2 separate regions of the Homo sapiens genome follow, and region 2 is linked to region 1. A link is a loop called in an ENCODE intact Hi-C map of the cell type or tissue named here. Cell type or tissue: HCT116. All regions are shown on one strand. Each heading gives the region's core, and the rest is flanking DNA. Links, peaks and the distances in the headings are about the cores only.

Evidence for each region. Hi-C counts contacts between places; a loop is a spot of excess contacts. Peaks named below come from ENCODE experiments on the same cell type or tissue, not always from the same donor. Only the 100,000 strongest peaks of a DNase experiment are listed, where the experiment ranks them.
Region 2: a loop joins it to region 1, with 2.8 times the contacts of the local background. A loop is called at or near these places in 3 of 110 quality-filtered maps.

Annotation. Positions count from the first base shown.
Region 1 is chr3:99,098,463-99,114,834 of GRCh38, forward strand. No RefSeq gene overlaps it. Among named protein-coding and RNA genes, the nearest start is that of LINC00973, 190 kb to the left of the region's middle. In HCT116, for the core only: no CTCF peak of the experiment used is centred there; no DNase peak of the experiment used is centred there.
Region 2 is chr3:98,820,143-98,836,514 of GRCh38, forward strand. It overlaps DCBLD2 (discoidin, CUB and LCCL domain containing 2), which reads right to left. Exons shown (of 16, transcript NM_080927.4): 4 at 5,173-5,224; 5 at 2,527-2,599; 6 at 2,086-2,219; 7 at 106-146. Among named protein-coding and RNA genes, the nearest start is that of ST3GAL6, 65 kb to the left of the region's middle. In HCT116, for the core only: a CTCF peak has its summit at 4,337; no DNase peak of the experiment used is centred there; H3K27ac peaks cover 1,104 bases.

The sequences.
Region 1 (16,372 bases), core at 4,975-8,974:
AATTTGCATGAGTAATGAGGATCCTAATGTTAATCCCCATGACAATGGGCAAAATGTCTCCAGGGCATGTCAGAGGTCTTCACAGAAGCCCCTCCCATCAGAAGTCTGGAGGCTCAGGAGAAAATGGTTTAGTGGTCCTGGTCCAGGGATCCCTGTGCTGTGTGCAGTCCAGGGACTTGGTGCCCAGCATCCCAGCCACTCTAGCCATGACTAAAAGGAGCCAAGGTACAGCTTAGGCTGTTGCTTCAGAGGGTGGAAGCCTCAAGCCTTGGCAGCTTCCACGTGGTGTTGAGCCTGCACAGAAGTCAAGAATTGAGGTTTGGGTACCTCCACCTAGATGTCAGAAGACGTATGGAAACACCTGGATGCCCAGGCAAAAGTTTGCTGCAGGGTTGGGGACTCATGGAGAACCTCTGGTAGTGCAGAAGGGAAATGTGGGGTCAGAGGCCCTACACAGAGTCCCTACTGGAGCACCACCTAGTGGAGCTGTGAAAAGAGGGCCACCGTCCTCCAGACCACAAAATGGTAGATCCACTGACAGCTTGTACTGTGCACCTGGAAAAGCCATATACACTCAACACAGTCTGTGAAAGCAGCCAGAAAAGGGTTTATATCTTGCAAAGCCACAGGGGCTGAGCTGCCCAAGACCATGGGAACCCACCTCTTGCATCAGCATGACCTGGATTTGAGACATGAAGTCAAAGGAGATCATTTTGGAACTTTAAGATTTGCCTGCCCCCCCTGGATTTCAGACTTGCATGGGGCCTGTTGCCCCTTTGTTTTGGCCAATGTCTCCAGTTTTGAATGGCTGTTTTATCCAATGCCTATACCCCTATTGTATCTAAGAAGTAACTAAGTTGCTTTTGATATTACAGGCTTATAGGCAGAAAGGACTTGCCTTGTCTCTGGTGAGACTTTGGACTGTGGACTTTCGAGTTAATGTTGAAATGAGTTAAGACTTTGGGGGACTGTTGGGAAGGCATGCTTGGTTTTGAAATGTGAGGACATGAGATTTGGGAGTGGCCAGGGGTGGAATGATTTGGTTTGGCTGTGTCCCCACCTGTATCTCATCTTGAATTCCCACATGTTGTGGGAAGGACCCAATGGGAGGTAACTGAATCATGGGGGCACGTCTTTCCCATGCTGTTCTTGTGATAGTGAGTAACTCTCATGAGATCTGATGGAATTATAAGGGGGAGTTTTTCTGCACAAGCTCTTTGCTTGCAGCCATCCACGTAAGACGTGACTTGCTCCTCCTTGCCTTCTGCCACAATTGTGAGGCCTTCCTAGCCATGTGGAACTGTAATTAAACCTCTTTCTTTTGTAAATTGCCCAGTATCGGATATGTCTTTTTTTTTTTTTGCAAGATGGGATCTTGTTCTGTTGCCAAGGCTGGAGTGCAGTGGCATGATCTCGGCTCACTGCAACCTCTGCCTCCCAGGTTCAAGTGATTCTTCTGTCTCAGCCTCCCGAGTAGCTGGAACTACAGGCATGTGCCACCACACCTGGCTAATTTTTTTTTTTTTTTTTTTTTTTAGTAGAGACAGTGTTTCACCATATTGGCCAATCTGGTTTTGAACTCCTGACCTTGTAATCCAACCACCTTGGCCTCCCAAAATGCTGGGATTACAGGTGTGAGCCACTGTGCCTGGCTTGGATATGTCTTTATCAGCAGAGTGAAAACGGACTAATACAGGCAGCCATTAAACCTCACTGAATTTCAGCAGCTTCATAAGAAAATGAGGAGGTTTGGATTAAATAATCTTTAAGGCTGCTTCTGGTTCTAGCATTCTTGATCACAAGGTATTTGCTTTTCAGTTAATTCAAGTTGTTCTTAAGAAAAATGAATATATTATCCCAAAGGTAGATATCCCTGAAATTGTGTCTTATAGCCACTGATTTGAGATATTTTCTCTTTTTAGTCAGTAGGTCTTTATTTCTTTTTAAAAATAATGTTTCTTCTCTTCTAACCTGGTCTACCCTTTAGGGCAGACCTTAGGAGTCTTATTCACCTTGTACCAAACTTTTTTGGTAAAGAAGTTCTAATTATACACCTAATATAATCAGAAGGATCTAGTGTAATATATTGCCCACAACATCCAGAATTTTTACATTCTATGTTGGTTTGAAAGATTGGTTTTTGCTAAGTATTTTCCAACATCTCACTGCTCTTAATTGAACCCTGAAGGCTTTTCTTGGCAACTGATTTCAGCCCTCACTGTCTGGGAAGGCCCTGATGTGGGCAGAAGCAGTGTTCTATTAGGAGCCTTCATTTCAGGTTACCCCTGATTTTCCTCTCAAGGCTCTGCTTAGTCAAAAAGAGACCATCTCCTGCAGCTTGATTGATGCCCTAGATGGATTTTCCAAGACAGAGATTGCTGGTGCCTAGGGTTTAAAACAAATCCCACAGTGGGTGCCAGGGAATGTGGTTTTGGGACCAAGATTCTGCATTCACATCTCCCTGTTCCTTGTGGAGTCATTTCTTTTCCTGTTTAGTGTATGAAAGAACTTGGCCAACAAAATTAAGCAAATTAATGATTGATGGTATTTTTCCTCTATTGAAATTCATTACTATTTCTTCAGATTTGCAAGTAGATGGTTTGAAAATTCTTCAAAGGTCTGAATGGCGACAAAGTTTAGCTCCTGCTGTCTTTGTGCTTCTCTCTCATTGGGCCAGAAGTAGCTTTTTAAAAATGAAAGCAAGTTTACAGAAAGATGAGCAGGCTTTACTTTGTATATTTGCTTATATAGAACCATGTTATGGACTAATTAATTTTGATTGTGTTGCTGGCTAAATATCAGAACATGGCCTAGGTTATCATAAAAAATAAAATGATCTCAGAACCTTTTATTGGCATGAATAGTGTGTGATGTCTGCTTGGAATAGTCAGGCTTCTCTGGAGATACAGAACCAGTAGGATATTGATACAGAATCGACAGGGTATCTCATTATATATATTACAAAATATTGGTTCATGTGATTATGGAGGCTGAGAAGTTCTACAATCTGTGATCTGTAAGCTGGAGCCCCGGGAAAGACAGTGGTGTAGTTGGAAGGCCTGAGAAATGGGGAGTTTTTGGTACAGATTCCAATGTGAGCCTGAAGACCTGAGAACAAGGAGAGTTGAAGGCAGGAGAAGATTAATGTCCCAGCTCAAGTAGTCAGGCAGTGTCAGCAAATTCTCACTTCCACTTTTTGTTCTCTTCAGGCCCTTAACAGATTGGATGCTACCCACTACATTGGGAAGGGCAATCTGCTTTATTTAATCTACTTATTCCAACACTAATCTCTTCCAGAAATACCCTCAGGCACACTCAGAAATACTGTTTAATCGAGTATCTGGGCATCCTGTGTTTCAGTAAGGGTAACACATACAATTAACTATCACACTGGTAAAATGATTTCAGATTTCATCAGGAGAAATCCTGTCATTAACAAATAATAGTGTCAACAATTATTTGTTGAAGAAATTGGAGTTCTTTGGGTTCTCCATCACAATTAAGTTGGTCTACATCCTATCAGGTGACATGACTGTGGCTATATGATTAGTTTACTAGGTAAGGCTTCTAGCTCATGGATACCTGGGCCTCTGCCTGCTTGTCCTCTGTTGCCCAATGCTGTTACCCGGTGCTGGCTGCAATATAAAATAGTTTAAACTTTTTAAAAAAGAAATCCCAAAATATATATAGATGATCAACATTTTAATAAAAACAACACACTTGTAGAAAGTTGGAAATTAGAAGAGCAGAGGAAAATTATGCCTATTCCTACTACCTATTAACAACCAATACTAACAGTTTGTATATTTCCACCCAGTCTTTTTCCTGTACATTTTGAATTATGATTGTGACCGTATTGTGCATAAAATTTTATATTTGCCTTTTCTCATTTAGTAAAATAATTGAAGCATCTGTTCATGTTGTATAACCTCTTTATAAGCATAATTGAAATTTTAAATAATAACTACTTAACAGTGTATAATATGGAATTTGCATATTAATAAACATTTTTTTATTTCAGTTGTTCACACATACTCATTACTATGTTTTACACATCTTTATAGTATAAATATATTTTCTAAAATTTTTTTAGGCGAGACACTTAGAATTTCACTGATTCTTGAAGTTATCATTGAGCAATAAAACCAAAAAGAACCTCAGAAATTATCTTATCACTTTACAAATAAAATGTATGAGTGCTAGGGGCACTATGGAAGAATTTTAAGAGTGTATTTTTCTTTCTTTTGTTTCTGATTTGAGATTATTGCACTCGTGCACTAAAAGAAGTGGAGGAGGGGAGTTGAGTAGTCCTTGAAGTCACAAAAGACACTCCCAGGTGACTGTCTTTGGCTCCCATTCACTCTGACAACCACACAGAAAACTGTTGATGTATCTAGTCAGCATTGTTATAAGCTACTTTTGGTTATCAGCACTTTCATCCCCTATGCCTTGAGGTTTCAACGGGGCATGATGCTCTCTCAGATATTTTTCACCTCTCTACCCCTTGAAACAAAGATTCTACCTTGTATAAGTTACTGAGTCAGAGCAGGAGCAAGGACCACATGTCTTTATTCCTAATCCAGTGATGGAGCTTTATGGGCAAATTGGGAATATTGCTCTGGTATTTATTTGTCTGGCCAGAAAAACTAATTTTTTTTTTTCAGTTTTAAAGCCACTGATTTGTTCTGTTTTTAGTTTTCATTATCTTCCTGATTATGATGAAGAGCTTCCAAAATGAAAATTGAGGCTAGTATTGGAAATTTATCTATCCATCACCCCTCTCTTCTTTGCTTTCTTGCTTGTCAGTCTCCTTTGATTGTTCTTTCTCTCTAAACATTTGTTCTTCCTCTCTGAAGCAATCTTTTTTTTTTGTCAGCAATGATTGATTCTCAGGTGGAAAATTGCTGCTCCACTTTTTTCTGGGTTTTGGGTGACATAGTAAATAAAAGGGAGGTGGGAAAATTCTCAATTTAAATTGGAACTAGATGGCTTACATTTGAATCTGAGCTCTGGTAGTTATGTGTGACTTTGGACAATTTACTTAAACTGTTTGTGCCTCAGTTTCCTTATCTGTAAAATTCCTCTAATATTATAACTTCCTTCATTGAATTGTTTGAGGATTAAATAAGATGTTATAGGTAAATCATAATATGGTGCATAGAAAGCACATAATACATTTTTTATTATTTATTCCATTAATAAGAAATTAATTCAGCTATAGACTTCAGTTTTAAAGTGTGGGTATACCCTGAATGTTTAAAGCTGGTCAGTCCTTCCTACTTACGGTTTAGTTGAATTATGTCAAACAATATATTTAAATATTTTAAGCACTTCAATGTGCCAGCTGTGGAACTGAGGGCCATCCTTGTAGTATCTTCTCTAGTCCTGAAAACAATCTTACTATGTGGACCAATTATTCTTAGTGTATATATGAGGGAAATGAATCTTAAAGAGGTTACATACCTGTCTAAGGCCATTCTCATAGCTAAGGGGTGCGAGAATGGAATTTCTAAGTAGAATTTGGGCCATACCTCTTCTCAAATAGCCTACAGTGGTTATAATTCAGGATAAATCATTTTTACTGGGATGTGAGAAGGAAGGTAGAATGAAAAGTTAGAAATCTTGAAAAATTAATTCTGAACACCTTGAGTTTCTAAGAATTGAGAGAGAAGTCTTTTCACTTCCAATAACAAACTGCCCATTTTGCAGTTGTGACTAGGATTATAAGGTTGCCTACATGCCATGTGCCACCAAAGTCATCTTTTCCACAGCAAATTTCCATAGGGTGATGTTATGGGGGTTATGTTTAGTATCTCTGGGAAATTTAAAAGGATAAGTAATTTTAAATAACAATGAGTAATAATAATTGGACTGGAAATGTAAAAATTAACTGCAGACATAGGCATTATGCAAATACATACTTTTGTTTCCCTAATAATTCTCAAATACGTTTTTAATTTTTAAGAGCATTAGCATTTTCCCTGTAGTTAAATTAAAAATTTTCTGCTTTTAAGCAGATTCCATTTTCATATTCTTGATCTGGCTTTCTTCTATCATACCTCCAGTAAACTGACAATCTACTTATATATTTCTAGAAACTAGAGACAAAACTTCTTAATATTGCTTTTGCTCCTTATTAAGGACAAGACTGGCAAAATTTGTATGTTTCTCTCTCATGTCCTTTTACCACTGTCATTCTTCTCCTTGTCCTGTTGTCCTGTGCACATCTCCCCACTTCCCTGGATAAGAGCATAGGTAAAGGTAAAATGAGAGCTGGTCAGAACTTAGTGGCCTTTGGGTCAATATATTGCTCAACCCATATTCTTTTACTTCTGTATCAAATGAGCTGAGGGAAATCCTAAAGATGACACAAGGAGCTTCCATGGCTACAGAGCCTCCATATTCAAGTTCAAGGTAAGAATTAATTAATGTTAAACTGATATAATGCCTTGGGTTTAAGGATTTTTTCCCTAAAGGGTTGGACTAGGTCATTGGTTCCTAACTTGAAGGCCCCAGACTTCCTCCCTACCAGATATTTGCAAAGAATAAGGACTGTTATTGACAGTATGTTAAAAAAAAAACTCAGAAATCATACATTCAACAAAAGACAACTAAAAATTCAAGTTTCTTTGTTTTATATTCAAAGCATCAACATAATGTTTGTGTTAGCATGGGTCCTAATCAATAGCTCTGATTAGAAGCTTTATTTTTATAAGTTAAAGGTGTGAAAATAATTATTAATACACAAAGTTTGCTTGATGGACACTCTCATAGCTTAAACTACCACCTATAGTTTCATGCTCATAAACATTGTACTCTTAAGATCAATCTCTCTGTCAGTTCCCAAACCAAATATCCAACTACCCAACAAATCGAATCAACCCCCATATGTTATATTGTTCCTTTGAACTGAACTCTTATTTTTCCTCTTACTTCCTGACCCTTCCTCTGGCTTCCCTACTTTCATTAACCCATCACCCTCTTGTCAGGTCCCAAGCAGGGCATTATGGAATCACCCTTAGTTTTTCATCTCCCCCTTTCTCAAACGCAACCATATAATTCTGTCACTTTATTTTATTTCAGAAATATGTCCTATTTATGTTTCTCCAAGTTCATGTTCATGCCACATCCTTGGCCTAGGTCCTCCACTCATAGTTGATAGTATAGTTGGTAATGTTGAAAGTAAGCCCTAAATTCTGTTCCTGACTCCTGGCTCTTCCCTGTGAAGTGTGCTCAACCCATGTTCACCACAGATCTTATCGTGGTACTTTTATTTATAAAATCTCTTCCATATTACTCAAAGAGCAAATCCAAAGTCCTTAGCAAGGATACAAGGTCTTTAGATATATAGCCTCAATCTAATAAACTGCTCTTTTCCTGTGGCTTCTGATCCATACCTTGTATTCCACACTCACTGAAAGATCTATACCCACTCTCATGTCTGTATTAGCTTCCTTAGCTGGCACTGCTCCCCTCTACCTAATTTGTCTTATTAACTTCTACTTTTTTTTTTTAAGACCCAACTGATTATCATCTATCTTTAGCTTTTCCTTCAGCCATGATTCCTCATTTCTTTTCATTGTACTCTCACTATATCATTCTATTCATGTATTCATCCATTTAATAATCCATTGGTTGATATGTCTATCCATTCATTTGTCCATATATTCATCCCTCTAGTCATCCACCCAAATATTTGTTGACTTTCCACTATGTGTTCTAGTAACTGATGATACAGCAGAGAATAATACAAAGTACTTAACCTCATGATTTTTATACATTCTAGTGTGAAATAAATAATAAGCAAATAAATGTTAAAATAATATTACTTCAGGTAGTAATCAGTGCCATTAATAAAAATAAAGCAGTTTAAGAATATAGAGGGTAGCAGAAGTTGGGGAGTGTTACTATAACAAAATAACACAGACTGTAATTTATAAAGAACAGAAATGTATTGCCCACAGTCCTAGAGGCTGGAAAGTCCAAGATTAAGACATTGGCAGGTTTGGTTTTCCAGTGAGACCTACTCACTGCTTCCAAGAGGGAACCTTGTTGATGCATCCTCTGGGAGGAGAGGAATGCTGTGGCACACATGGCAGAAAGCAGAAGGGCAAGCTAGCCAAATGCTGCTGGAAACCTCTTTTATAAGGGCATTAATTCCATTCATGAGGGAGGACCTCTCATGACCTAATCACTTGTCAAAGGCCCTCCCTCTTAACACTATCACATTGGCAACACCTGAATTTTGGAGGGAACACATTCAAACCACAGCAGGGAGGCTGGCTGCATTAAATCAAGAGGTCAGGGATGGTCTTTCTAAGGAAGTGATAATTGAGCTGAATTAAGAGCAGTAGCCATGCTGGTAAACTTCAAATGGATTGGATTTGGGCAATGAGGGAAACAGGAATGAATGATGAAGTCTAGGCTGGAGACATGGGCAGCTGAGTGAACAGTGGCACCATTTCCTGAGATGAAGCAGATTGAAAGGGCGTAAGATAGAGGATAATATGTTTATTGTACAGTTATTTAATTACAGATTTACATCTCACATTAGTTTGTGCATTCCTTGCAGAGTTGTGACATGTTTTCTTTATTTTTGGACTAAATAATAGTGGCAAAATATTTAAAAATAAGTAGGGGAGAACTATGGGGGGAGGAGGCTCATAAAAAGGCCACTACATGGCAAAAACATGTAGGACAATTTTACTACTTTATTTCTAGAGTCATTTCTAGCTCTACAATTGTGTGGTCTTAAGTCTTAAAATTTCAAGATAAATTACCCAGTCATTGAAAATCAGGTACTTATTACCAACAGGTATTCAGAATACTATTCCTCATATACAAAAATATTGCCTTGTTCTCTAGAAGTTTTCAACTTAAAATAGCATCCTCAATATTGATCAGAAGAGCAAATTGGAATACAAATTAATAAAATAGCAAAAAAATTCTTAAATATGGTTAATATTAGAGAGGTCTTGAAGCAATACTATAAGCTCAATGCCATATTTTTATGACATCTTTTTGATTACTCACATGATCTATCTCTCTTTCAAACATGGATCACACTTGTGGATCATTTATCATGTTCTAAGGAGGCAACACATAATCATAGGAATAACAGAGGGAATGGAAAATAGAGCCTAGTGCCTCTTCTACCACTTACATTGGGAAATCAATTTGAGATTTCCAAACCTCATTTTCACTGACTAAGAAATAGGGATAATCATACAGGCCCTAAACATTTCATAGGGTTATAGTGGCCCTTAGCCAAGTGACTTTGTGGACTTAAAAGTTGTTCATAAATTGTAACGCTTTGCTCATAGTCAAAGTAATCCCTTTTGCTTGTAAAATATTTGGCATTTCCAAGCACTGCAAAAGCCTCAAAGACATAATCACTATTCCCAAAGAGCTTACCCTGTAGTAGGAGTAATATTAGCATACCCAAGGAACTGTATATCAAGACATAAGAGAGATGCAAAGCAAGATGCAGGAAGTGATACAATTAGTGTCATTTCTCATTGTAATTATTGCTGTACTAATTTATTTCCCATAGAGGTAATAAATTCCTGAATGGTAGAGACCATGTCTTGTCTAATATTATTATATTCCCATTATTGGCAGAAGTTAAGAGCTCAATAAAGATTAGTTATATCAATGAGCCCAAATAAGGAAGCTGGGCTGAGGAACCATTATCACTACATATATAATCTTTTGGTTTATATATATGGTTCCCTTGTTCCCCCTGTGTCTCCTTGCTTTTGGACTTTGGAATGTCCACTTTATGGAACTAAATTAGTTTTCTTGGGCTGTACTCCTTATTCTGGATGTCAGCTTACCCTCCTATAAATATTTCCAAAGACATTCCCAAAAGATATGCCCACCTCAATTTTCCTAAGAGAAGTATATTTCCCATAGATGTTTTAGCAAAGTTAGTTCAACTTCTTGAAGTTTGTGGAAAAGATGGTTTAGAGTTATAATTATTCTTATTCACTGATCTTAGTACATCTTACAATAGCTTATTATAGATATATTAGTAATTGCTTATACTAAAATTCCCCAACACCCCAGAGGAGTCATCAAGAGACATGCTCCCAGGTTATATCCTGACACCTCCAACTTAATCTGGTTAACTGTAGTAAGATTGTTACAGATGCAGGAAACAGCTGCAAAATGACATACTTTGCCCGGAAACTTGGTTTCTATGGTTTTAAGCCAAACTTGCTATCTCTTCTGAATACACACTTTTGTGCAATGATGTCTTTCCCACGTGCATTCCAAATACATGTGCCAATTTTTAAGTATGACTCAGCATGAGTATTGAACTTGCCTGTCTTCACAGAACACATGGCTCAGTCTCATGACAGGTTATACAATACAGAAAGGAATTATTTGATCATTTATGTTATGTCATAATTGTTTCATGGCCATTTAAGATCATGGTGCCCAGAGATATGCCATCAAATAAGTATAACTAGCTGGATGTTTTTGGTTCACGTGAGTTTTGTTGTTGGGTCATGCTGATTTGTGCAAAAAAACAAAAATCATGATGTATTTGGGAAAATTTCCTCTTTCAGAAGTCAGGAGGTCAGGATTCTGGTTCTATCTTTTCCACTAATTAATTTGATAACCTTGGAAAAACTATTTTACCTTTTAAAATCCACTATTATTACTGCTTAATAGAATTTCACTGAGTTTATAATGGTTCTTTCTAGCCAGAACATTCTTTACTGCTAATCACTTTTGGCATTAAATTACATTAGCCTGATTAATTACTTAGCTTAGGAAAAGCAGTGTTTAATAAAATTTTGAATAGCAGAAGGCAGATTATTTGGTGATGTAAATAAAAAGAATGCATTTGTATGTATCAGAAGCAGTCTAAGACTAGAAATTCTAATATATAGAATAATTCCAATAAGAACAATTCTAATTAGTTGTCCCTTAACTAAGAAACTAAGGGACTTGTTACCCTACCTAACACATTGTCAAGTGAGACTTGCTATTGTTCCAGAATTGGAAACAGGGATCCAGAATTAGAAGCAGAAGGACACATAGAATCCCCATGTTCTAATAAGGTTACTTAATGAGTACTATTGGGGCCAGACCTTTTCAGGTCTTATTAAAAGATGACCAAGTTGGCTGTTTTACTTCAAACATCACTGTATCCTGACTACCTATCTATATGAGCAGAAACTATACAGACTACAGAAATTTGAGAATAATTGGAGTCTAAGCAGAGATAACTGAAACACTTTTACTTCCTCTACAGAAGCGATAGATAGTGGTTCCTTGAGGAATCACTTCCTTCCCTGAGTCAAGAGATCCAAAGGAGCCAATCCTAGAGATTAGAGGAGACAGCCACTGGCATCTCATTCTCTGTGGGATGTATGCCCAGGTGGATAACTTGCTGAGCTGCTCTCTGTGTGGAATTAAGCAAAAGAAAAGGAACTGGAGAAATATGGCATAAATGAGGGAGGGGATAAAAATGGAGCAGGGGTACACCTCACTCCCCCTGTCATGGCAGGATGGATGCAATACTCATAGGCAAAGTATCTTCCAGGCAAAGGCAACCTAGAAGCAAGAGGCTGTGGGTTGAATGAGTATAGGAAGACACTTATGGAGATTGACAATGTCAATCTAGACCAAATATCCTCAGGCAGAAATTTTAGTTAGAAGACCCAACAAGGGTCATCTAAAGATCCCACTTATGTGTCCATTCGAGGGCCATCATATCAAGATCATCTCACAGAGAGGACTGCTGTAGCTATAGATAAGTAAGAAACGTTTGCTTCCAATCTTTCGTTTCTCCTGTCTGCTTCCCACATGCCACAAGAGAAGGGGACTCAGCAAGGGAACAAAGATGAGTTAATGGAGCACTCCATGCCCCTTCCTTATTCCATATTCTTCAGGCCACAGCTAACTTGAACTAGAGGAAGCGTGGATAAAAGACTAAAGTTTGAAATGACAAATTGGATCGAACTTTTTGATAACTGGAAGTGGCTGGAAAACTATGGAAATTGACTGAGATTTTACAAAGAGGTGGTAAATGAACAGCCCTCCTGGCATAGTGAAAGTCGTTTAAAAAAAAAGCCGAAAACCATTTTATTTCTGTATTCCACTGAATCCAGAATGTTCAACAATCTGGCAGCCAAATTATAATATTCTAATGCTTTGATTCAGAATTTTAAATGTAGGAATCCCGGCTTTGCTTCATATGGTGTTGTTTCTGTCACTATTGAGTGGATATGTGGCTACTTCTAGCTTAGTGTCCAGAATGTGTGGAAATTCATGAAACACTAGGGTCTACAAAAAGGAAAGAACATTGGGTTAATGTTACAAATTATTTACAGAAAATATCTGTACATTTTTTATTGGGAGACAGTTCTCCATGAATACTTTTATATTTTTGTATAGCTCAGGTTTCAATAGCAAATATGTGCTGGAAAGTAGAAATGGTGCATTGCTCCAGAAAGATTTAGAGACTCATCTCTCCAGAGCCACTTGCTTACGTTCCATGGTCAAGCCCTTCCCCTCCATTTCCCAGATGTATTAGTCTGTTCTCACACTGCTATGAAGAAATACCCAAGAGAAGGTAATTTACAAATAAAATAGGTTTAATCGACTCACAGTTCTGCATGGCTGGGGAAGCCTCAGAAAAGTTACAATCATGGCAGAAGGCACCTTTTCACAGGGTGGCAGGAGAGAGAATGAATGCCAGCAGGGGAAATGCCAGACACTTAAAAAACCATCACATCTCCTGAGAACTCACTCACTATCACGAGAACAGCATGGGGGAAACTGTCCCCAAGATTCAAATACCTTCCACTGGTCCCTCCCATGACATGTGGGGATTATGGCATTGCAATTCAAGATGAGATTTGAGTGTGCACACAAAGCTAAAAAAAATATAATCAGAGAAAATTTGGTTGCATTTCAGGGTAAATGTTTCTCTCTCTATGGAGAGGAGGAGGGGCACATGTCCCACGCTATGTAAGTTCTGAGTCATAATTTCAGGTTTCTTCTCCTGTTATACAAACCCCATTGCATGCCCAAATGAATAACTCGTCCTTATGCTGGTAGCAGAAGTGGAGCTAAAATGCTTCTGGTGGGGAAACTGGAGCTAAAATGCTCTATGAGAGCATGTTTTCTGTTAGTATTTATGGCATACACTACATATACATACATATAGACATATACTACATATATATGTGTGTAACATATGTTAATTTTTGTAAATAACAATAAAATAAAGGTATTAAATATTATGATGTTAAACAACTTTATTCTACTCATGTTTATAAAAATTCACATATACAACAAAATAGTCAGTTTTAAGCCCAGAAACTAGTATAAAGCATTTAATATTTTATTTTTACTGTATTATTAAATTTTACAAATTGTTTTGGTAATACTAATAGTTTAACTTGTTTGAAGAATTAAAGTACTTGGTTTGTATTTCTTGGGATGGCCCTAACACATTTGAACAACATTCATTCCGTTAGAAAAATACACTGTAAAGATCTATTATCAAGAAAGAAATTTCGTAAGTATTGAGTGCTATAGATTTTACAGTTAAGGTCTAAACTTGGTGCATATTTTGAATTTTGACCCAGCTGGGTATATCTTTAAGGGTCAGTAGGAAAAATTGTTTTAATGAAGATCTGTTGAGGTTCCCGACAGCAACCTTGGCTGGATGAGCTGGGTTGCTTTAGGTCAATGGCCACATTCCTTACTTTCCTGCCAAATGTAGCACAGAGAGAGGGAGTTGAGGTATGAAACAATAGGAATTAGTGAGGAGGGATGATTTTGAGTGTAGAACATCACAGTACCACTTTTCCTGTCCTCCTGCCTTGCTCCAGGGCAATTGCCCTGGGTCCTTAGCAAGAAGGAGACAAAAATGAAATAGTAGATCTAATCAGATGGAAGATTTCATCTTTTGTGCTGAAGTAGAAGAGATAACACAAAGTAGTATATTTTGTGATCAAGTTGAAGATGGTTCAACAAACAATGAGCTCCTACTGTGGGTAAGGTACTGTGCTAGGCACTCAGGTCTACAAGATGGATAAGATGGAGTTCAAAACTGTGTCTGTGTGTCAGGGGGTGAGAGGGTTGTTGAAAACCAGAAAAAGGATTCCAATGTAAAGTAGTAAGTACAGGGATAGAGAAGCAAAAACTCAGGCATGGGAAACAGTATGGTGTCCAAGGAGAACCACAGCAATTAAATAACAGTAGAACGGCAGTCCTTAATCTTGGCTGCATAGTAGAATCATCTCATGAACTTTTAAAAAATGCCCATGACCAGGCCTGACCCAAGAGAAATCAAATCTGAATTTCCGGAGGTGGGGTCCAGGCACTGGTAATTTTTTAAAGCTTCCCAGGTGATTCTCATTGCATTCCAGTTGAAACCCACTGTAATGGTCATTGAGGGTGAATAAGTATTTGAAAATGCTATGTGAACTACAAAGCCCCACTCCGCTGCCAGACTGAGAGCCCTTTAACATAGAGATCATGTCTTATTTGTCTTTATATCTCCACACTTACCAATATAGGATCTGTCACATAGAAGAAGCATGGTATATATCTGCTGAATGGGTGAATGAATGAATAAATCAACAATGCGAATAAACACATATTGAAGTCTTGAAACAGCATTTAAACAGAAAAAAAAATGATTAAAGGGAAAATATGCACTTACGGTTTATATTCAAACAGAAAGTTTAGACAGGCATATAAACTTATGGACTGATTCAAATTAAGTTGATTTATTGCAACTTTCAAACATAATGTGAATGAACCTTAAAAATATATACAGAAATATGTCCCTGCTTTTGAGTGCTCCAGCTGAGAACATGGCTTGGTGAACAGACAATTTAAACAACAACAGATCCCAGAAAAAAAATTCAATATTTGAAATCAGAACACAGTGGAAATCTTGGAAAGTAATCATGTTTTATTTGGAGCCTCCCATTTTTATTTTGAGCCTCCCATTTTAATTTTTTAGATGGCCTGGTTTTGAATAAAATCACATACACGTGTGTGTGTGTGTGTGTGTGTGTATACATAATTGATGTGTGGATTCAGACATTATGGAAATGTTCAGATAAAATTAATCTGTAATCCAGAAGTGATTAATGAGTTTTAAATTTAAGAAAAAAGTTGCTTGCTTTTTCAACGGATGAGGAAAGGCAAAGAACTAAAAATACATTGTATTTTCACTCTGCACTTTGCAATTTCTAAGGAAATATCATAAGAAATTGTGTCCTCATTATTGATGTCAAAGAAAAGCTAACCTTTTTGTGCTTTTGCTGCAAGTTGACTTTGTAGCTAACTGGTCACCATTCTGCCCCTGATACATACTCATTTATCAGTATCACTTCCAAGGAAGGAGTTAGTGTATGCTTCCATCAAATGCCTGAGGAGTGCATGTGGGCAAGAAAGAGAAACCATGTTAAGGGAAAAAAGAGACTCCCGTAGAAAGAGCACCTCAGGGAAGTACTGATCATGAGAATAAAGTTTTCATAGTTCAGAATTAAACAGGTATCGAGATCTAATTAGAACTCTCTTCTAGGAACACAGGGATAATTCATGTGTGCCTTAGAAATGTAACACAAAGCTGGAAATAATATTATTTTGAGTGGTATCTCATATAGGGAGATCTTTTAGAAAATAAAGGCGTGTGATGAGCAAACAGAAGGTAGGAGTACGGCACCAAATTAGCGGCCAGGGATACAGAGCAGCACACCTGGGGTCCTCTTGTCTAGGTAGGGGAATGGCAGTATGGAGCAAACCCAAGCACTCAAGGAAAATAGGCAGCAAGTAGGAGGACTGCCTCTGCACTGGCATGTTCACTATGTCTGCCCCTGATCACTTCACTAAATTTCTTTCTACATACACTTTTAATTATTTCAATCTCTCTGTTAAATTTCTTTGATAAATTTCTGAATTGATTCTTTGTGTTTTCCTAAAGTTTGTTCAGCTTCCTTAAAACAACTATTTTGAATTTTTTGTCTGGGAGATAACACATCTCCATCACTTTAGGGTTGGTCTCTGGCACTTTATTTTGTTCATTTAGTGAGATCATATTTCCCTGAATGTTCTTAATGCTCCTTGCACAGATGCTTGTGGATGTGCCACAATGTCTGTATATCGAGGGATTAGGTACTTAATTTAGTCTTGAAAGTCTTGCTTTGTGCCTGTCCTTTTTCAGAGGGCCTTTCAGGGATTCTAAGCAGACTGACCACTATGTTCCCTGAGCCTGTGACCACTGCACCTCTCTCAGCACTAGGGGACAGTCTAAGACCAGGCTTGCTGAGAGTATCAGGAGGACTCTGAGGCTGATATGGCTTTTGGGGCCAGATGGACCTAGGGAAGACCC
Region 2 (16,372 bases), core at 2,429-6,428, 280 kb before region 1:
ACAACTACGTGAGAAAGTACAATAAATCAGCAACTGACACAGTGCCTAACAGTGTTCAAAAAATATTATATAAATAAAAAATTATAAAGTCCATAAAAGGCTTACCACTTGTCTTAAATGTAAAAAGACTTGTAGATAAGTGTCCCCTGAAAGAGAGAAGGGTTTTTTTTGGTGATACTCACATAACACATGATGCCCCATATTTAGTGAAACATTTTCTTTTGATTTGGTTCCCCCCACCCAATAAAAGAACCAAGAAGACTGTGTGGCTAAAAATTAGACAACTAATATTGTTCCTAGGAAAAAAGTCTCATTTCTAAGCAGGACAACTTCTGAAATCAGCATAAACAGCTTTCTCTACAAGTATCTAGCACCCAGTTTCATATGTGATTGTGCAAAAGTTCTCTATGTAATCTTTAATATGTACTTCTTTTTCATATGTATTTACTCATTGTTTACTGTCAATCTCTCACTACTTTATTTCATGAAATAAATGGATTCTTAACACTTTTCTGTGGCAAATGCTTTCGATGAAAATACACTAAAAGGTCTAATTCTCAGAGAATGAGGCTCAAGTTTTTTCGGATAAACATGAGAAAAGTTGGGTACTAATAGATTTCTTTTTCTTTTTTTTTTTTTTTTTAGGAGAAATCAACATCTCATGGAAGAAGTTTCAGTGTACACTCCTGCCTTTAGTCCAACATACAAACCATTACAAGAGGATGCAATTTATCCCTGTTTTCTTTTTTAAAGTATGAAAGAGAGAATTCACAAACACTAAATCTTTCTAAAGGTATAACATGGTAAAGGAATGAAAGGGTCTGCATAAAATAATCTAGAAAAAAAAAAAAAAAAAGAAGGGAAGGTAGTTGAATCTATACCAGGGATGGGCAAATGACTGCCCATGCATGGCCTGTTTTGTATGGGCCGTGAGTTAAGAATAAAGAGCTATAAATAAAACAAAAAAAGAATAAGCTGCAGCGACATGTGGCCTGTAAAGCCTAAAATATTTATTAGCTGGATCTTTACAGAACAAATCTGCTGAATCCTGTTGTATACCAATCTGGATATGGATGATGCTTGTGTCTTCTGAATGAAAATTGGCCTAGGACCTCTGAAGAAAAGCTGGTTTCAATTAGGCTTAGTGTTGTCTGAAAGACTGAGCAGATCTAAGAGACAAGATTTATAAAAACAGATTGCTAACACTGCATTTCTATTTAATGTTTCAATTTCTCTTGCTTTTGATGCCTACCCTACGTTTTATAAAACAGTAGAACACTATAGTTACCATGAAAATACATCTTCAAAATATTCTCTTAGAATGAAAGGAAGATTCACAATAATGCTTATGATGTAACACTTTATGTCAAACTTAAATTTATATTTAAAGTATTTCAATTATCTTGAATCCCCATGTGCTATAAGGAACACAGTAGTTAAGCCTTTCAATCTGTAAAATAAATAAGGATTTGGCAACAAACTTCTAGACTCTTATGTAGACTTTTTTTTAACACTTAGAAAAGACAGAAGAAACACATTACTCTTCCAAATGACTACATTTTTGAAGAACAATAAGCTAAAGTAGTACAACACCACCTGTACTCTTCAAAATATGCAGACACTGGCTGGGCACGGTGGGTCACGCCTGTAATCCCAGCACTTTCGGTGGCCGAGGCGGGTGGATCACGAGGTCAGGAGTTCGAGAGCAGCCTGGCCAACATGGTGAAACCCCGCCTCTACTAAAAATACAAAAGTTAGCCAGGCGTGGTGCCACACACCTGTAATCCCAGCTACTTGGGAGGCTGAGACCGGAGAATCGCTTGAAACCAGAATACAGAGGTTGCAGTGAGCCGAGATCACGCCACTGCACTCCAGCCTGGGCAATGAGAGCGAAACTCTGTCTCAAACAAAACAAAACAAAAAAACAGACACTGAGCACACTAATGTGAGTGCTTACTGCCTAAATGTTCTTTCATGAACACCATTAACAGTGATACTGCTGAGATCTAGCTAGTTCTTAGCCCAGTGCTACCCAGAATGCTAATTATATATAGCATATATTTTTTAAATTGCATATATACTTACACCACAGATGTGACGTTGTTAGCCAAAGAACTTTCATAATAGGGGATACCTTTACTAATTACAACACTGATTTGGCCGCCCAACGTGTTTGACACTACTCCTGCATGCACACCAGCCATGCACAATGGCGAGGACTTAAGGAAGGGAAAAGAAAAGATTCATTTTTAATTTTCTCTTAATAATTCATAAACAAGACACTCTACTTCCTGAGAAATCAGTTAATCTAGGCAGTTTCTTCATAAACTTCATAAACAAAAATAGATTATTGGTACTGTAACACAACAGTTTTAGCAGAAGAAAAAGAATAAAACACATATGATTAAAAAATGTCTTAAAAAGGCAAAAGATAAGGATATATGATTAACACACCTCTAACTACTCTGGAGTTCTAAAAAAATAGAGTTATATCACAATTTTCAAATAAGTTTATATCTGGCTTACATCTCTATATCCATGAGGAATTGTTCCAGATATCTCAGCAAAAGGAAGCAGACAACCAGCTGGGCAGTACTTACTGAGAAATGAAAACAAGCAAAAGGTTACATAATGCTGTATTTTACAGGGAAAAAAGCAACCCCCCAAAAATATCACAGACACATTTTTCAGTTCAAGGTGAATACCATAATTTCACTACCCTCAAAGACCCACCACTTCTTTTTTTTGACACGGAGTTTCACTCTTGTCGCCCAGGCTGGAGTGCAATGGCACCTTCTTGGCTCACTGCAACATCTGTCTCCTGGGTCTCAGAGATTTTCCTGGCTCAGCCTCCCGAGTAGCTGGGATTACAGGTGCATACCACCACACCTGGCTAATTTTTGTATTTTTAGTAGAGATGGGGTTTCACCATGTTGGCCAGGCTGGTCTCAAACTCCTGACCTCAGGTGATCCGCCCACCTCGGCCTCCCAAACTGCTGGGATTTCAGGTGTGAATGACTGTGCCCGGCCAGGACCACCAGTTCTAAAAAGCCCTTTCAGACTTTCTTCCATCCATATATATATAATATGTCTTTACTCACACATTTGAAACATTTTTTTGTCTTATTACATACTGCCTTGATTATTTTATTTCATAATGAATGGTAGACATGTTTCTACTATAAAACCTACTCATCAAATTTAAGAGCTAAATGATATTCTATTCTGTGGATATGCCATAATACATTTTACCAACCCTCTATTGATCCAATTTAAGCTGTATTAAAAGAGGTGCATTCATTCACGCTGCTACCCATCCACCCAACACATTTATTTGAGTGTCTATTATGCTGTCTGTTGAGTGTAGGGCAGTACTAGGTACTGGGTTTACAAAAGTCAAACAGACAAATATTGCCCCTGTCCTCACTGAGTTTATATTCCAGTGGTAGAAGACATTAAACCAATACTTACACAAATAATTGATTTTGATTCTGCTATGAAGTCATGCTGAAATAACCGCAAGAAATCTAACTTAATACAAGTAACACAATAATTCAGTAAACTTAATGAATTGCCAGGTAGCACCCTAAGTGCTTTAGGTAATCCATATAAGAACTCTATGGAGGAGATGCTAGTGTTGTCCTCATTTTAGGAAACAGGGAAATTAAGGAACTGTATGCCCATTCACACAGTTAGCAGGTAGCAAATGGGGTCTGGAGTCCATGCTCTTATGCAGGACTCTGTACCGCCCCCAGTCAGGGAATGGGGGTGGCAGGATGGGGCTCTTAGGAAGTGAAGCCTCAGCAGTGAGCTAAGGGGTGTCACTAGAACAAGTGGTGGGAAATGCACATTAGTCAGAGGGATGAGCACAGCATGAGGCAGGATGGCCTAGTGTGTGTCCGGAAGTGGGGACGGCAGTGCAAGTAGGTGCCAGAGAGCAAAACTAAGGTTAGTTAGAGAGAAGACTGGACAGACGGGCAGGTAATGCAGGAGCCTTGTGGGCTATGGTGAAGAGTATGGAATATATTTCTAAGTAAAAATAGGAAGCCAGTAAAGGATTTTGGCAGCTTACATACATAATCTGATTAGTATTTTTAAAAAAGATTATTCTGGCTCCTGGGAAGAAAAGAGATAGCAAGGAATCATGAGTGGAGGCTGGGACACCATTAGGCAATAGTACAGCAGCCCCGGACAGGGATAATGGGAGCTTGGATTTGTTGTGGCAGATCATGGAGCTGGAGAGTGGCGCGAGCGCAGCTGACCCTCTGCCAGGGCTGTCTACCATACACTGATGCTAGGGTTACCCCAGCTAACGTCCCCCTCAAATGCTGAAGAGGGCACCCTTCCCACACAGAACCATTCTTGAAGACAAAATTAAGGTTCTTGGGGGGAAGTGGTAGTAAGTTCGGAAAAGTTAGTAAGATGGCTCTTGAAAGATGAGAATGATCTGCCAAGCAGAGGAGGCAAGTGGTTCCTGGTAAAAGCTCTGTGAGCTCAGAGCACTGTAAATAACTCAAGAGTCATTTCAATATGGAGAACATAAGATGAGACTGGAAAAATGGCCTGAGGACTGCTTGTGAAAGAACGAGAAGACCAGGTTAAGGAAATCTGGACAACTGTTTTTTATCATAATAAGTAGTTTCTCAAGATTTTTATGCAGGGAAATGATCAGATATGTATTTTGGAAACAACTTGGCAGCAGTGTGAATGGCAGCCAGCAAACAGAAATAGGAACTCGATTAGAAGTTGTCTAGGCAAGAGACAAAGGCATAAAGAAGAGAAATAGTAGAAATGGTACTTGAGTAACAACACTGCAGAATTCTATAACAGCCAAAACCATGCTCTTTCAATTTTTTGAAAAAAGATAAATACCTTTTCAACTTTTACTAGGAGTTTTGCTAGATTTTGAAAAGCAACTAGTTCTACTTTCAAAGCATATTAAAATGATACTTTCATTTTGCAGATCTAAATGCTACAATAAAAGCAAAATGTAAACATGCAACTAAATGGCTTTATGCTTTAAGTAAGCTCTAATTTATTGAAGTCTCGGAACAATGATATGTATCACACAATATACATTAACCCTAAGAGTATACAGAATGAAAATGAAGAAGTGAATGAAAAGTAACATTTAAGCAAAAAAAAAAAAAAAAGTCACAAATATAATCATACCTGAACTCAGGTTCCAAAAAATTGGATGCAGTGTCCAAACAAGTAATTAGATCTAGAAAAACAAAAATAAAAAACTGATTCCATTAATATACAGGATTACCTTGCTGAAACTCCAAGTGTCTCAGAATCCCAAACTGTACTACTCTAATTTTCAAAAATCTCAATGGCACTGTCAAAGTGGTACTAAAAACTTTGCCAACTTTTGTTAATCACAATTTCTTTCTGATATTAAGTTTCTTGATTTTTGGAGCAATGTCCCCTCAATACTGTTTACTACATCACCTCAGGAAGTCACATACCATATACACACATATATGTATATGTGTATTTATATATATATATATATATATATATATATATATATATTTAGAACATGCATAGATAAGTAAAATTTATAGCTTTAAAGTGGTTTCTGTAAAATACAGCTACCCACACACAGAAATATTTCTTGGTTATTATATAACTAAAAATGACCCTTTGCTGTTTGCACATAAGGAAAATAATGACAAAGAGAGTTAATTTTATGGCTCTAACTATTAATAACTGCTAATTAAAATCTGGTCCAGAGACAGGACTGGTGCATCAGCACCTTCTGGAAATTTAGTAGAAATTCAAATTCTTGAACTCCATCCAGACTTACAGAATCTCTGGCGGTGGTGCCCAAAAATCTGTTTTAACAAGTCCTCTCAGTAATTTCTTAAGCACACGGAAGCTGCAGTAGCATTGCTCTAAAGAAATAAAACTTCTAAAATTTAACATTTTCTGCCTAGAAACCAATACAGCTGAGCAAGAACTAATCTGCCTCTAATTAAGACCAAGTTCATAGGCTATGTAAAAAGTGGCTTTGGTTAAAAAAAAAGCAAAAAAAACAAAACAAAACACACCATTTCAGTGGCTTCCTTCTCTTAGGTTAGACAGCAAAGCCTTCAACACAGCCTACAGAGTCTTGAAGTGCTGGCCTTGTCTTACTCTGCAGTCTTGTGTGTACCTGCCTTGGCTTCTCGCCGCTCCAGTCTTGTTTTGGTCCCCTGGCACAAGCTGCTCTCTCGACTTGTAAGGCTTTCCCACTACTACTTAGCTTAGCTGATTCCTCTCTAAGAGCTCAGCTTCACTGCCACTTCCTCACAGAAGCTGTCCCTCAGCTTCACAAGTCAAATTCCTTTAGCACACAGTAGGCACTTAAGTTTTGTTTGTTTTAATAAACAGATGACTATTCTGTGTTGTCAAACGTAATGTGTTATGTTAATATGTAAGCCTGACTTGTTGGTGTAATTATAGAGTTATAAGCAAAATCACTCTATAAAGCCTAGTCCCCGGACAGAGCCTGAGGCTGTTTGTCCTCACCTTTGTATTTCCAGTAGCAATAACAGCATATGGTATACAGGAGACTTATTTATTGAATCAATGGATGAATAAAAGTTTCTGATCATTAGCATGTTTGGCTAAGTCCAGTTATTTACTAACCTGCAGGGAAGAAAACCTGGAAGAAGACCCCAAGGCAATCACAAAAGTAAGTGATTTTACATATAAACGCTTGATTAAAGAACTGTGTCAAGGGTAGCCAATATACCCTTGATGGAGATAGCTCCTAGCACACTGAACAGTATATAAATATTTGTTAAATTAATGGTTACCACAGCAAGCATATGATAATCGATCATTTTATTCCATAATTCTGAAGAAATTTTGTGTTTACTATTCAACTAAAATGTGTCTTGAACTAGAGCTTAATAACTGTGTTGTACCAGTAAGAAAGGGGTATTTTCAAGGCAAGTGTATAAATTAATAGTTATAAACCACAGGCATTTGAATGACAGTTAAGCTAAATCTGTGCTTTAGGAATTTAATAGGATAGATGCCTAAATAGGGGCTCACTACCACCCAGTTGACCAACCAGAAGAGCAGGCAAATTGAATTACCAGTTCTCTAGTTATTCCTGTCAATCTTTGCCCAGCATCAACAAGAATCAATTTTCCACTTTCTGCTCCACCAAAAAAATTTCCGACTTCTAAGATTAGAAGTTGAATTTCTAAGATTAATAGCCTGGGATGAAAGGTACTGTGTGGTCCAATATGGCACTTAAACCACAAGAAGACTGCCAGCTGGCCCCATTATCTTCCAGCCACATGCCAGAAATCTGGTCAACTATGGATTATTTGATCAGAACAGGGCTTTGGTTGTAAGTGCATGCAGTGCTGAGACTCCAAAACTATGCCATGCAAATGTGCAACTCACTAAAGTTGCTCTCAAATTCCATGGAAGTTCAAAGAGCTCTCAAGGAGAAAAATAAGAATTCAAAATGGACAGCTACAAGGAGAGCCAAGAAGACTGAAGATAAAGAAAGCCTTAAGTACACACTTTGACCTTTACAACTCTACAAAGAAAACAACATCAAATAAAGCAGGCAATTAAGAAGCTTTAAAATGTCTTTCTTAAAAGCTTTTCCCAAGTAAACAGCCTTCCAGAAAATTGTCATTACTACAATGCTCCCAGCTAATAAGAACACAGCCTAGCTCCAGAAAAATCCATCTGCCCCAGAGATTTCTGATAGCAATGTATAAGTCATCATAATCAAAGGAACAGAATTGAAAATCTAGAAATAAACCCTCAAATTTATAGTCAACTGAGTTTCAGCAAGGGTGCCTAGACAATTCAATGGGGGGAAGAATTATCTTTTAGACAAATGATGCTGAGACAACTGGATATCCACCAAACAAACAAATGAATTGGACCCGTACCTCAAACTACATACAAAATAAAGTGGATCTAAACTCAAGAGCTGAAACTATAAAACTTTTAGAAAAAAATATATGAGAATATCACAACTCTGGATTAAGCAGTGATTTCTTAGATAAAACACCAAAAGCACAAGAAAACAAATAAAAATAAATGGAAGTTCATCAAGATTAAAAACTTTTGTACTTCACAGGACACCATTAAGAAAGAGAAAGATGGCACACAGAATGGGAGAAAACATTCACAAATGATATATCAATGAAAACAGATGTATCTAATATCCAGAATAAAGAATATTATTATGTGGCATTAAAAAGACAAAGGAACCAATTTAAAAACAGACAATGGATATGAACAGACATTTCTCCAAAGAAGATATACAAATGGCCAACAGGCACATAAAAAGATGCTCAGCATCATTAGCCATCAGGGAAATGCAAATTAAAATCACAGTGAGACACCACCATACACTCACTAGGATGGCGAAAATAAAAAAGACATAACAAGCACTGGCAAAAATGTGGAGAAACTGGAGTCTTTATGCAGTACTAGTAAAATTGTAAAATGGTGCAACTGTTTTGGAAAATGGTTTGGCAGTTCCTTAAAATATTAAACAAAGAGTTAGCATATGACCCAGAAATCTCACTCCTAGGTATATGCCCAAGAGAATTAAAAACCTATGTCCCCACCAACATTTGTACACAAAAGTTCATCAACTGATGAATGGATAGATAAACAAAATGGGGTGTATATACATACAATGGAATATTATTTGGCCATAAAAAGAAATGAAGTACTGATTCATGCTACAACATTGATAAACTTTGAAAATATGCTAAGTGAAAGAAGCTAGTCACAAAAGACCACATACTATGTGATACATTTATATGAAATGTTTCGAATAGGCAAATCTATAGCAATAAAAAGTAGATTCGTGGTTTCCTAGGATTGTAGGGGGTTAAGAGGAGAGAAATGGGGAATAACTGCTACTAACTAAGGAATTTCCTTTGGGGTGATAAATATGTTCTAAAATTGACTATGGTGATAACTGTACAACTCTAAATACACTGAAAAATCAATGAATTGTATATACAGATATTTTATTATTTAATTTCAACTTTTATTTTAGATACGGGGTACATGTGTAGGTTTGTTACATAGGTATACTGCATGGTGCTGAGGTTTGGGGTACAGACCCCACCACCAAGAGAGTGAACATAGTACCCAACAGGTAGTTTTCCTTTTAACTTTATTTTAGGTTCAAGGGTATATGCGCAGGATTGTTATATAGGTAAACTTGTGTCATGGGGGTTTGCTGTATCTTTTGTCATCTAGGTACTAAGCCTAGTTAGCATCCCACAGTTATTGTTTCTGTTCCTCTCCCTCCTCCCACCCTCCAGTAGGCCTCAGTGTCAATTGTTCCCCTTTATGTGTCCATGTGCTACATTTAACTGCCACTTAAAAGTAAGAACATGTGGTATTTGGTTTTCTCTTCCTGTGAGGTTAATGGCCTCCAGTTCCATCCATGTCCCTGCAAAGGGCATAATCTCATTCTTTTTTATGACTGCATAGTATTCCATAGTGTATATGTACCACATTTTCTTTATCCAGTCTACCATTAATGGACATTTAGGTTGACTCCATGTCTTTGCTATTGTAAATACTGCTGCAATGAACAATATGAGTGCAATTTATATTCCTCTGGGTATATACCCAGTAATGGGGTTACTAGGTCAAATGGTGGCCCTGCTTTTAGCACTCTGAGCAATCACCACTGGTTTCCACAATGGTTGAACTTACACTCCCACCAACAGCGTTTAAGTGTTCCCTTTTCTCCATAACCTCATTAGCATGTTATTTTTTTACTTTTTAATAATAGCCATTCTGACTGGTATGAGATGGTATCTCATTATGGTTTTGATTTGTATTTCTCTAAAGATCGATGATATTGAGCTTTTTTTCTTATGCTTATTGGCCACATATGTGTCTTCTTTGGAAAAGTGTCTGCTCATGTTCTTTACCTGCTTTTTAATGTTTCTTTTTTCTTGTAAACTTGTTTAAGTTCCTTATTGATGTTGGATATCAGACCTTTGCCAGATCCACACTTTGCAAATATTTTCTCCCCATTCTGTAGGTTGTCTGTTTACTCTGTTGATAGTTTCTTTTGCTGTACAGAAGCTCTTAATTTTAATTAGATCCTATTTGTCAATGTTTGCTTTTGCTGTGATTGTTTTTGGTGTCTTCATCATGAAATCTTTGACAGTTCCTATGACAGAATGCTATTGCCTACATTGTCTTCCAGGGTTTTTATAGTTTTGAGATTTACATTTAAGTGTTTAATCTATCTTGAGTTGATTTTTGGATATGATATAAGGAAGGGGTCCAGCTTCAATCTTCTGCATATGGCTAGCCAGTTATCCCAGCACCATTTATTAAATAGGCAGTCCTTTCTACATTGTTTATTTTTGTTAGCTTTGTCGAAGATCAGGTGGTTGCAGATATGTGGCCTTATTTCTGTGCTCTCTACTCTGTTCTATTGGTCTACGCACCTATTTCTGTACCAGTACCATGCTGTTTTGGTTACTGTAGCCCTGCAGTACAGTTTGAAGTCAGGTAATATGACTCCTGCAGCTTTTTTCTTTTTGTTTAAGATTGCCTTGGCTATTTGGGCTCCTTTTTGTTTCCATATGAATTCTAAAGTAGTTTTTTCTAGTTCTGTGAAGAATGTCATTGGAAGTTTGATAACAATTTCATTGAATCTGTAAATCACTTTGGACAGAATGGCCATTTTTATGATAATGACTCCTCCAATTCATGAGCATGGCATGTTTTTCCACTTGTTTGTGTCATCTCTGATTTCTTTGAGCTGTGTTTTGTAATTCCTGTTGTAGAGATCATTCACCTCCCCAGTTAGCTGCATTCCTAGGTATTTTATTCTTTTTGTGGCAATTGTGAATGGGATTGTGTTCTTGATTAGGCTCTTGGCTTGACTGTTTTTGGTGTACAGAAATGCTAGTAATTTTTTTTTTTTTTTGAGATGGAGTCTTGCTCTGTTGCCCAGGCTGGAGTGCAGTGCAGTGGTGTGATCTTGGCTCACTGCAACCTCCGCCTCCCGGGTAGCTGGGATTACAGGCACATGCCACCATGCTGAGCTAATTTTTTTTTTTTTTTTGGTATTTTTAGTAGAGACGAGGTTTCATCATGTCAGCCAGGCTCATTACCAACTCCTGACCTCAAGTGATCCACCCACCTTGGCCTCCAAAGTGCTGGGATTTCAGGCATGAGCTACCGCTCTTGGCCCTTCTCTCTTCTTTATTAATCTAGCTAGTGGCCTATCATTAATTTTTTTCAAAAAACCAACTCCTTGATTTGTTGACCTTTTGAATGTTTTTCTGCGTCTCACTGTCCTTCAGGTTGAGCTCTGATTTTGATTATACATATTCTGCTAGCTTTAAGGTTGGTTTGCTCTTACTTTTCTAGTTCTTTTAGTTGTGATGTTAGGTTAATTTGAGATCTAACTTTTTGATGTGGGCATTTAGTGCTATAAATTTCTCTTGTAACAATGCCTTAGCTGCATCCCGGAGATTCTGGAATGTTGTATCTTTGTTCTCATTTAGTTTCAAAGAACTTCTTGATTTTTGCCTTAATTTCATTATTTACTCCAAAGTTATTCTGGAGCATTTCCATGTAATTGCATGGTTTTGAGCCATTTTTTTTAGTTTTGATTTCTATTTTTATTGCACTGTGGTCTGAGAGTGTGTCTGGTATGGTTTTGGTTCTTTTGCATCTGCTGATTGCTTTATGTCCGATTATGTGGTCATTTTTAGAGTATGTGTCATGTGGCAATCAGAAGAATGTATTTTCTATTGTCTTTGGATGGACAGTTCTGTAGAGGTCTATTAGATACATTTGGTCCAGTGTTGAGTTTAGGTCCTGAATATCTTTGTTAATTTTCTGCTTAGATGATCTGTCTAATACTGTCAGTGGAGTGTTAAAGTCTCCCACTATTATTGTGTGGGAGCCTAAGTCTCTTTTTAGGTTTCTAAGAACTTGCTTTATGAATCTGGGTGCTCCTGTGTTGAGTGCATATATATTTAGAATAGTTAGGTATTCTTGTTGAACTGAATGCTTTACATTATGTAATGCCCTTGTCTTTTTTGAGCTTTGTTCGTTTAAAGTCTGTTTTGTCTGAAATTAGGGTTGCAATGCCTGCATTTTTCTGATTTCCATTTGCTTGTTAGATTTTCCTCCATCCCTTTATTTTGAGCCTATGGATGTCATTGCATGTGAGATGGGTTCCTGAAGACGGCGTATCATTGGGTCTTGCTTTTTTATTCAGCATGCCACTCTATGCCTTTTTAAATAGGGCATTTAGGCTATTTACATTCAAGGGTAGTATTGATATGTGTGCATATGATCCTGTCATTGTGTTGTTAGCTGATTATTATGCTGGCTTGTTTGTGTGGTTCCTTTATAGTGTCACTGGTGTGTGTACTTGAGTGTATTTTCCTAGTGGTGTTTTAATGGTTTTTCTTTTCCATATTTAGTGCTAGCTTCAAGATGTCTTGAAAGGTGGGTCTGGTGGTAATGAACTCGCTTAGCATTTGCTTATCTGACAAGAATCTTATTTCTCCTTTGCTAAGGAAGCTTAGTTTGGCTGGTTATGAAATTCTTGAAGATTTTTTTCCTTTAAGAATGTCAAATATAGGTCCCCAATCTCTTCCAGTTTGCAGGGTTTCAGCTGAGAGGTCTGTTGCTAGCCTGATGGGGTTCCCTTTGTTGGTGATCTGCCCTTTCTCTCTAGCTGCCTTTAACATTCTTTTATTTAGACATTGGAAAATCTGATGATTATGTGTCTTGGGGAGATCTTGTGTAGAATCTTGCAGGGGTTCTCTGTATTTCCTGAATTTTGACTGTTGGCCTCTCTAGCGAGGCTGGGGAAATTTTCATAGATGATATCCTGAAATATGTTTTCCAAGTTGTTTGCTTTCTCCCCATCCAATTCAGGGATATCAGTGATTTGCAGATTTGGCTTCTTTATATAATCCCTTATTTCTTAGAGGTTTTATTCATTCCTTTTCATTCTTTTTTTCTTTACTTTTGTCTGACTCTCTTATTTCAGAGAGCCAGTCTTCAAGTTCCAAGATTCTTTCCTCAGCGTGGTCTATTCTGCTGTTAATACTTGCAATTGGGTTGTGAAATTCTTGTAGTGTGTTTTTCAGCTCTATCAGGTCAGTTAGATTCTTTTTTGCACTGGCTATTTTATCTGCCAGCTCCTGTATTGTTTTATTGTTAATTCTTAGTTTCCTTGAATTGGGTTTTGCCATTCTCCTGAATCTCGATGCTCTTCATTCCTGTGCATATTCTGAATTCTATTTCTGTCATTTCAGCCAACTCAGCCTGGTTAAGAACCCTCATTGGTGAACTAGTGCAATCGTTAGGAGGACATAAGACACTCTGGCCATTTGAATTGCTGAAGTTCTTGTGTTAGTTCTTTCTCATCTCTCTGTGTGGGTGTTCCTTTAACTGCTGGGCTGCCTCTAATTGAAGTGGTCAGGTGGGGGTACAGTGGTTGTGCTGGAGTCCCAGGTCAGGCAGCCCTGTCCAGTGAGGAGAAGTGAGGACCAGGATCTACATGGAGAACCGTCTGACCACTTTTTGGTGAGATGGGTACTGTGCTTGGGGTTCAGACCAGGCTTCAGTCCCATGGACTCTCCAGAGCCTGGAAACAGCAAAGGTGAGGGCTGCAAGGCAGAAAAGATGGAAACACCACCCTCCCAGTGGGAGCTCTGTCCCAGGTTGCTGCAGAGCTGCTACTGGCTCCAAAGTCCCAGTGAAGGGAGGCTGGAAACCCAAGCCTGGAGGACTTGCCCAGTGAGGAGATATGGGAGTGGAGACCCATGTAAGAAACAGTCTGGCCACTTTTCCATGACTACTCCAGTAAACTAGGGGCCTGCTCTGGTCCCCAGTCACCTCGGATTTTCCAGCACCACTTCCCTGGGTGGGGGAGGCTCCTCTGGCCCTGTGTCGTTCCTGAGTGGGTGGTTGTCCTGCTTTGCTTTTTTCCATTCTCTGTGAGTAGAGTTGTTTTCTTTTTTTTTTTTTTTTTTGTTTTAAATTTTTTTATTGATACATAATAGATGTACCTATTTTGGGGAGTACATATGATAACTTAATACATTCATAGAATTCACAAAGATCAAATCAGTGTAATTGGGATATTCATCACCTTGAATACTTTTCTTTATGCTAAAACATTTGCTTTATTCCCTTCTAGCTATTTCAAAATATACAACAGATTATTGTAAACCATAGTCACCTTACTGATCTATCAAACACCAGGTCTTATTTCTTCTATCAAACTGTATATTTGTACCCATTAATCAACCTCTCTTCATCCCCCCACCTCCTCCCCTTTCAGCCTCCAGTAACCACCAGTCTATTCTCTAACTTCATGAGATTTACGTTTTTAGCTCCCAAATATGAGTGAGAACATGTGATATTTGCTTATCCATGCTTGGCTTATTTCACAACACAGTGACTTCCAGTTCCATGCCTGTTGCTGCAAATGACAGGATCTCATTCTTTTTCATTGCTGAATAATATTCCATTGTGTATACATCACCTTTTCTTTATTCACTCATCCATTGATGGATACTTAGATTGATTCTATATTTTAGCTATTGTGAATAGTGCTGCGATAAAGATGGGAGTGCAGATATCTTTTCCATATATTGAAACTTATAGATGTTATCCTAAAAAGTTAAAAGCCTCCCCTCAGTCTGAACTGCTTTGACATCTGGAACTTCCTTTTTCAAACCCAAAGCTGCCTGTCATAATCCCAACTGATTCCTACTGCTTGTCTTTAAATTTTCCATCCCAATAGGCCACCAGCCCTTCTGCTATAAACTTGCACATTCTTTTTTTTTTTTATTTTTTTGAGACAGAGTTTTGCTCTGTCATCCAGGCTAGAGTGCAATGGCCCTATCTTGGCTCACTGCAACCTCTGCCTCCCAGGTTCAGGCGATTCTCCTGCCTCAGCCTCCCAGGTAGCTGGGATTACAGGCATGTGCCACCACACCTGGGTAATTTTGTATTTTTAGGAGAGATGGGGTTTCACCATGTTGGTCAGGCTGGTCTCGAACTCCTGAACTCAGATGATCTGTCCGCCTCAACTTCCCAAAGTGCTGGGATTACAGGCAGGAGCCACCGCGCCCGGCATACTCGCACATTCTTAAGTCCCTACTCTTTCCTGGCATTCCTCCCTTACCTAGAATGGGTTTCTCATCACCAAAAGCATCCTACCCACTGTTCAAGGTCAAATTCAAATGTCAACTCCTGGGTGTCCCCAGCCAGAAATGATTCCCTTCTCATTTGTTCTTCTAAGATAACTATTTTCTTGCCATTTAATTATTCTTCACTCAGTAAACATCTATTGAGCACCAAATATGTGCCAGGTTCACTTATCCATCCTCTCACTCCGTATGCTATTTTTTTTTCTTCTTTTTTTTTTTTTGAGACAGAGTTTCTTTTTTGTTGCCCAGCCTTGAGTGCAATGGTGCAATCTCGGCTCACTGCAACTTCTGCCTCCCGGATTCAAGCGATTCTCTCGTCTTAGCCTCCCGAGTAGCTGGGACTACAGGCACGTGCCACCATGCCTGGCTAATTTTTGTATTTTTAGTAGAGACAGGGTTTCACCATGTTGGCCAGGCTGGTCTCAAGCTCCTGACCTCAGGTGATTCACCTACCTTGGCCTCCCAAACTGCTGGGATTATAGCGTGAGCCACCACGCCTGGCCACTCCATATGCTACTATAATTATTTGGTGCTTATATGAGGGGAGGAGATGAATTTTTCTTTCTTTCTTTCTTTCTTCCTTCCTTTCTTTCTTTTTTTTTTTTTTTAAGATTTTTAAATTTTTGTTTATTCACATTGAGGAGAATCTAAATTCTTTTGAACTTATGTATAGATTTCACCATTTTATAGTAATAAATCAGTCCTCCTGTGTGTGTGTGTATGTGTGTGTGTATGTAAACCTCACCTTGCAATATTATTATTTTAAATAGCCACTTGCATCTTAAGGAAATTAAGAGGACAAAAGAAAAGCTGCTGTTTTGTATGTATCCACATATTTACCAGCTGCTTCCCTGCCGGCAGGTGCTCTGGTTCTGCACTGCCTGTTGTCCCTTGCCTGAAAATGGTTGCCTCCAATATTTTGCTCAGTTTTCTGATTGTTTACAGTGGCAGAGGAGGGTAGATCTGGTACCAGTTAGTAATTGCCAGAGGTGGAAGTCTGTGGATGAAATTTGTATAACATGGAACGTTAGTTCCACAGTTAATGCTACTCAATTGGAACCCATGGAAATTATTTTTTGGTGAAAAGGGCCCATGCGTTATGAAATTTGAGATCCAGAACAAAATGAAAAGTCTCTCATGTCTACTTCTTTCTACACAGACACCGCAAC